Regions from separate parts of the Mus musculus genome. Here regions 2 and 3 are each linked to region 1. Evidence: chromatin loops called from intact Hi-C (ENCODE). Cell type or tissue: left cerebral cortex. All regions are shown on one strand. Region 1 overlaps Angpt1 (angiopoietin 1). Region 2 has its middle 350 kb from the start of Abra. Region 3 has its middle 340 kb from the start of Abra.

Region 1 (2,500 bases):
CCGGGGGGCAGTGTTTGCAAAAGAAAAAAGGCTCCCTCTCTGGACTCAACTTCCTGGGTAAGCCAAGGGTCCTGGGCTTGTGGGAACCTCTGATCCTGTAGCTTCCTAAATGTGCGTCTAACATTAGCAAATTTTATGCCAACCCTGTTGTTTTTTAAAGTTTATCTTAGGCATTTTGACTGTCAAAGCCCAACTTTGAAAAAGTAAGCGCGCACTTCTTGGACAAGGTGGTGTAAAAGGAAATCATAATGGTGATATTAACAGAGGTTCAAATGGAATGTACAGCAAGGAGTTTTGTGAGTTGCCATGGGAAATCTTCATAAAATGCTTACCCCCACCAACTTTTAATAAAAGTATGCAATGAGAATAAGTATAAAGTACCCATATTGTCTTCGTTTAGAAAGATTGTATTTGTAAGTTAAAGGAACTTAACTTCACAAGTGGTATATGAGGACTGACATCTGAAATGAAAAAAAAAAAATAGCTTCTGATGGGAAAATTGTAAGAAAGGGGTTTTGCTCACATTGAAGGTAGAAACTGAGTTCAGGAAGTCTCCTGTACCCACCTGCAGATTGGGCTGAACACAAGAAGGCTGTGCTAATTTTTGACAAGCCCTGGTTCCCTGGGTTAGGGACAGAGACGGTGTCATCTGGGAGCCTCAGTCTCCTGGGAAACGTTAATGCTGAGTGCATATTTGATCCCATTTTATAGAAGTCGCATTGATCTCTTGTGGGTCTTTTTTCTTCTTCTTCGTCTTCATAAACCATAGAACATTTTGTAGTTGCTGTTGTTAAGACTGCCCTTTCCATGGTGAGCTCTTGTTTCTGCTCATTCTTTAATCGCTGTTTAGCTATGTAACAGGTAAGTCCACGTTTCTAGAGCCTCGACAGCATTTGTAAACGCTTCTCTTCCAGGATGTGTGCTAAACCCTTGCCTCCATGTGAGCAGAAGGATCATGAGTAGGCTGCAGGTACCACAGCAGACCCTGTGAGAGGATAAGGGATGGGAAAAGGCCAACTTCTGTTCTGTGTGGTCCCAGTCACTTACTTAGCTCTGCCTGCTGCTGACTCATCCCTGGTGGTAGCTCTTCTCCTTTTGTCCACTAGGGACTGAACTAGGATCACAGTTATTTCTTTCAGCGTGTGACCAGGAACTCGGTACTTCTGGAGTTCCCAGACTTGGAACTGCAGCTTCCTGCTACAGATCACAGATGAAAAGTTAAGCCTGCAGCACAAAACATGTGCAACCGTCTTTGAGGATGATAGACACTTTGTCCAGCACTATTCATAGAATTAGTTTATAATAGAACATCTGGTGTTTCTATGGCTGCATTTCATTCTACATAAATAAATGGCTTTGGTTTAATAGTTTGTTATTATGCTCAATATCCCATCTACAGTGTTTTCAATGAGAACTGAATCATGATCAACGTGGGTGCTTTGAGGAGGGCATTGTAGTTCTAAATCATGAATGAGCTATTCTAGCAAAAATGTAATGATGTGCTTTAAGCGTACAACCAAAATAGTGATTCACACAGTGATGCTTATTTTTCTGTTGTTGCTCTGCAGTGACAGGGCAAGTGCACAGTTCTGCCGGACTTACATCGTGCACACATTTGTTACGTTAATTTGTTTTGTGAAATAAATTTGACTCTCATTGGCTTTGTTCTTAGTCAGAGATTATGGCATAGTTTTCAACTTATAGCCAAGCATAAGTATTGAAATGTTTCTTGGTTATATCAATCCTCACAAGAATAAATTGAGCTGAAGAAGGTTGAAGTGGCCCAGTTGGTATGAGTCAGAGCAGTTGGCTTTGCTATTGTCTGCTTGAATTTGCATATCTTTTGTCATTGTTAATGTGATTGGGTGGAGGATCAAGTAACCAAATAAATGCATTCATCAAAGAACTTGGTAAAGACTCTCATAAATTTCCCTTAATTAGTGTTTTCTCCAACTCAGACTCCAAACTTCATGTCATGTTTGTTTTGAACTCATATGCACATTTTTCACTGTAATTACTCAGAAGACAATACTTACAATTTATGCATTTCTATTTTTAGTCTAAGTAGTTGTTATAAGTTAAGAAGGAATGTTGTGCAGGAACTAATGCAAACAGTGAAGATACATCAAATTAGTTCAGCCATTTATTCAAAAAATTATTAATCAAAGTATGATGATAGCTGTCAAGAAGGCTCCTGATGCAGAAAAAAAAAGTGTTATCAAAACAATAGGAATCCAGACTATTGCTGTGATAATCTGTTCATATCCTTAAACACTGGTAAAATGGATTTTTAAAAATATCCATTGTACGATACTGGCTATCCCACAAAATACTTTATAAGACTCTCAACTTGCATTTCTCAACTTTTGTAGCTTTACAATGAACAAGCAAGTTATGCAAGAGGACTGTTATGGTGTGGCTCTCTTGTCATGAGGGGCTTAATTCAAGGAGGTCCATTTCCATGATTATTCCTTTGTTAATGTGATGTAGGATGATCGCA
Region 2 (2,500 bases), 460 kb after region 1:
GTTCAACTGACACTACATATTTCTTTCCTCCCTCCCTCCCTCCCTCCCTCCCTCTCTCTCTCTCTCTCTCTCTCTCTCTCTCTCTCTCTCTCTCTGTGTGTGTGTGTGTGTGTGTGTGTGTGTGTGTCTGTCTCTCTCTCCCTTCCTCTTATTTTCCTTCCCACCTTTCTCCCATCTCATCTGCTCTCCTTCTTCCTCCTACTCCCCTTTTACATAGTTCTTAGCAAAATGGTTGGCAGAACAACTTATAGGGTTTCTGCTTTATATCTTGCCATATTTTCAATCCTAATAGAGAGAGGGAACGTAACTAGCCTGCCTAACATTTATGGTGAAAATCTAGGGAATATTTTGCTGGGTGCAATAGGAAGCCCCATGTCTAATAACCAATCTCGATGGTTAAAGCATGAAAAACCTGCTATACTATACACGGGTCCAGGATATAGACCACCCTTTCATAGATGGGTAGAATCAGTAGGGTTATCTCAAATATACAGCCACAGAAAATAGAGCAGTAATAAGTTATCCAGTTATAACTTCACTTAAGGAAATTTAGGGATTCATATCTCAGACAAGGGGAAACCCCTGGAAATCAGAAACCATGGTATGGCCCTGGGGCAGGCATACAGGTATACTGAATGCCTGATAGATATACCAAAAGATGCTATCAACCTGTTCATTACCCTAAGTGGTACATAGATAATAGGAATTCTAATTTCACGGCTGAGAAATTGTTTCCCAAGGCTGCACAACTAAATGAGAACTTATGTGGGGTGGTGGACTGTGCACTGACAGCCTGGGGTCTGGTGGAGCAAGGGTCTGGAAGACCAGAGCCCCAGCTGGAGGTGATTTCCACCTGCTTGGGATAGAAGGAGTTTGGCCACGTCTCCTTGGCACCTGGCTCCTGTCTCATAGCTTCAGCTCCTCACAGCCCCCCAACACACACCCTCCACCCCCGCAGGCAGAGAGGTATGTGGCCATCAGTAAAGTAGAAGCAGCACCAAGCCCTCCCACATGCAAATAAGGTTTCCCCAAAGCCCTCAGATCAAACCAAAGAGTAGTACCTGTTGTCAGACCCTTACACATCCCCAAACTGTATATAAGAATCCTATCGGCAAGGATTAGGGGTGCAAACACTACTCTGTCGTAGTCTGAGCCTTTGTCCCAAGAGCTGTAACGCTTGGGGAGACATTGGCTCTACCAGAGCGCTGTCGCACTCCTCACTGGCTAGTTGACTTCTCATCGTCCTGGCCTGATTGGACTCAGTGCAGGGCAGCATAGAATTAAGGCATTGCAGAGAAAGAGGTGGATCAGAGCAGGGACCAGAGCAGCAGAAGCAGAAGTGGAAGTGGAGAAGCGACTTCCCCTCCCTGCCCGCACTCTGTTTCCTTCGCTGGAACGCTCGCACCAGACTTGGCCAGAGATTTCCGTGGAAAGCCTGCTTAGGCCCACAAACTTACATCCAATTTTGAGCTCATATCTAATTTTGAAATCCATGTGCTGTTAAATATATAGTCATGGTCTTACTTGGAAATAGAGTCTTTGTTTACTTCTGAATTTTATTTTCTCCACAGAAAGGAGGTGGTAGTGCTAAGGGATCAGTTTTGGAAAAGTGATCATCCCTCTGGTTTGGGAAGCATGGATCCCTGATGGCTGTGTAATCACTAACCTTGGAAAGCAGCAGGGGACGTGAGCAAGCCTTTTAATGATGCCTTCATTAATGCTTTCGGCTTCCAATGTGAACATGCTCATACGTGGATACGTGTCAGAGTTCCTATTAACGTGTTATTGATGAATTCATTATGTTCATGAATTTTACACAAATTAGTTCATGTGGAAAGTAACACAATTAAAAAGTAATAAAACTATCATTGCAATTTTACTATGGGCTAAGCACAAAAAATAAAAATAAAAAAAGAAGAAATTCATGGGCCTAAAATATTTATTAAATCATGAAAATATAAACGAGTGACAAAGACAAATAAAACACAAAAAGCTGGAAATCTGAAAATTGCACACAGACCATCTATGTACTTTGGCCATTCTTATTCTTCCAGATTGAAGGGCAGAATGTATTATGGCCAACTTCATTTCTAGTTCTGCCTCATACAATATCAGAGTAAACTGTGATCAGTGTGGGTTGCTTGCAAGTGAAAACTTCCCACAGTCTTTCTGACATCTCACTATAGGGGAATAAAATCCTACAGGATCTCGAAACTCAACCTGGAGAAATGAGTCATCCAGCCTACATAATCTTTTGGTTATTTGGAGCAACATTCAGTGACCCTTAATGAAAGCCACTCAAAAGCAAGGCCCACCATTTTTAGGCTTTCCTTGTTTAAATTTTTTTATGTGTTATGAACCAAACACTCCAAAGGCAGATAGGCAGAATTGTTCAAACCAGTACAGATACAGTATATTCACGAGTATCTGTTTACAGAAGTCTGCAGTTATTCAGTTCCCACCAGACTACATCTGATGTCAGAACTGCCACAGGCTCTGG
Region 3 (2,500 bases), 470 kb after region 1:
AAAGTGTTTGGACTCTCCTGTATTTTGACTCACATAGTAACCATAGATTTAGCTAGATGATTCTCTGATTCCTTTTTTAACTTACTGTTTTGTTGTTAGCTTGCTTTGATGTTTGCATTACATCATTTTAAATTTGTTGGGCTCTAATAGCTTTGAAATTATATTTTGTATCTGTCTAATTGTGTTCTTGGGTATATTTCTATAAGTAAACTCTTTTTATGTAAAAACATAAAAAAAAAAAGAAAAGAAAAAGAAACCCCAGTGCATTCATACCTAAGAACAGTAGCCATTTTATTTACTCCCAGCCAGGTTCCTGTCCTGGAACAGGTGACCATGACACCCCACGAAGAGGATACTGACAATCAGTCCTGTAGGGCAGTGCCTGAAGCGCCTTTACATGCAGATGAAGCATCATTAACATCTCAGACCAAGCAAATAGGAAGCATCTCCTTTTAGACCCCAACCCACCCCAAAATGTATAAAAGACCCTGTCCACAAGGAATAAAGTGCGTGTGCTATTTCATCAAAGATCTGAGAGCATCTGTCATAGATAGAGGTGTAACACTTTGGGGAAGTGAATTCTTTCATGAAGCTTTTGTAGTTGGAAGCTGTTTGAACCTACCACAGTCACTTCCATCTCTGTGGCCCCAACCTTAGCTCCTAACCACCTGGTACTCCCTGCTGTCCCACTGAGCCCTGTTGGTCACTATCATCCCATTGTGTGCCACTTATGCTAGAACAGTGGTGGCCAGAAGAGACCCAGCAGCCTGCCTTGACCCAACTCCCTCTCCCTTTCAGAGAGCTCAACTCTTTGGCCACTCTAGCTCGGCCAGGGTCCTACAGATTCTCGAAGATAGCATCCAGCACACAGGAAAACCTATCCAGCAATTGGCTAATGAGAGATTTTAATCACCTGGCTAATGTGGGTCAGGTCCTAAAGAATATGTATGTATTCCAATAGCCCCACTGTACTGGCTAGTATTTTGGCAAAATATTACATTCATTGGCCATTCCCTTTGCTTAATTCTGTTCCCTTCACCATATCCTCACAAGTGCTCACCCATAGTGTATCTCAGTATTTCTTTCCAGAGGCCCTAACCCTAGACAACACCGTAGTTGACTTCTGTTAGTCAGCTTATTTCTGAAGCCATGTCACTGAGAGGGGAAATCTCATTTAACTCAGTATTCTTAGAAACTAGCAAGTCGTGACTAAATGGAAAGCAATCAGACATGAATTAAAATTAAAATCATCTTAGGGAAAATTAAATATTAAAAAATATTGGCAGAAAAATTGAACAGTCACAAAAGCAATTATTATGTTTCACTTTTTAAAATGCTTCCTATGAATGAAGCTATTTTCATGAACCACTCATACACTTTTAGAGGAAGTAAATTTTACCAGCAACTTCAACACTACTCAGAGTAGAATCCTCTGAATTACTTAACTGCTGCAGCAATGGTCCTCTTTCGTCCGAGTGCTTGCTCTGTACTTGGACAAAGCAAATAATGAACAATGTATGTACGACATCTGCTGGCTCACAGATTATGTTACATCTGCCTTTCAGTAAGGCTGGGCCACAGAGGCTGGGCATCCTGGAAAGTCAAACCTTTTCTTATGTTGAGCCTTGCACAAAGATTAACAGGACTCGATTTGTCTGTGCTGAGAGAGTGGGGGTTATTAATTTGCCAAAGATGCCACTTGTGATGAACAGAACAGCCCCATTCCTTGAATCCTTTGATTTATATTGTCTCCAGATTAATCGTCATTCATCCAATTAAATGCTCTGGATCTGGGCCTCTGGCCAGTTCCATGTCACAGACTGTGATAAGACCTATTAGCTGTAAGGCTTAAGTTAACCAGGATTGGACCCAAGGGAGGTATATTGCCCACATGAACCACCTTCTTCTACTTCTGCACCAACCTGCTTAATGCTAATATATATATTTCATTTTACATGCTATGCCCACAGTCTGTACATGAAATTCAATTCTTAGTAGAATGTTAAAGATTCCGTAAATTTGAAACTGCTGGCAAGTCAAGTTTAGAGGTTTATAAATTTATGTAAATATTTTTTAGCAACACACAAAGTTGTACAAGCACAAACTACAAGTAGGAAGACACCCCTAAAAAAATAGTACAAGGATGTTTCCCAGTGCTATTATTATAACATGCTCTGTTATAATACACTATTATATATTTATATAATATATAATATACTAACAAGAGGCAGGATGAGAAGAGAACTTTATCTATAGTATTTGTATAGTTACCTTTTTCCTAATCTTGGTTCAACACATATTTGTATAGCCTTTAAAACTTAAAATGGAGATGGTTCGTGTGCTGCGGAGACTCGCAGGAAAAGTAAAAGTCAAATGGAAACCTAGAAAATATCTTTTGAGTATGCACCGCTTCTTAGGCATGTAGAAGCAATCCAGGAAAGCTTAGCACAGGGTGCGGAGCCTCTGCTTCTTTGTAATGGACTAAAGTGTAGGCCTTCCT

What was found. Peaks named below come from ENCODE experiments on the same cell type or tissue, not always from the same donor. Only the 100,000 strongest peaks of a DNase experiment are listed, where the experiment ranks them.
Region 2: a loop joins it to region 1, with 1.9 times the contacts of the local background. A loop is called at or near these places in 4 of 42 quality-filtered maps.
Region 3: it touches region 1 in a loop (3.0-fold over the local background); 9 of 42 quality-filtered maps call a loop at or near these places.

The regions. Positions count from the first base shown.
Region 1 is chr15:42,673,564-42,676,063 of GRCm38, reverse strand. All of the region lies in intron 1 of Angpt1 (angiopoietin 1), which reads left to right. Among named protein-coding and RNA genes, the nearest start is that of Angpt1, 2.2 kb to the left of the region's middle. In left cerebral cortex, a CTCF peak has its summit at 1,102; a DNase peak (open chromatin) is centred at 1,095; H3K4me3 peaks cover 1,532 bases; H3K27ac peaks cover 292 bases.
Region 2 is chr15:42,218,534-42,221,033 of GRCm38, reverse strand. No RefSeq gene overlaps it. Among named protein-coding and RNA genes, the nearest start is that of Abra, 350 kb to the right of the region's middle. In left cerebral cortex, no CTCF peak of the experiment used is centred here; DNase peaks (open chromatin) are centred at 1,370 and 2,180.
Region 3 is chr15:42,206,663-42,209,162 of GRCm38, reverse strand. No RefSeq gene overlaps it. Among named protein-coding and RNA genes, the nearest start is that of Abra, 340 kb to the right of the region's middle. In left cerebral cortex, a CTCF peak has its summit at 1,538; a DNase peak (open chromatin) is centred at 1,538.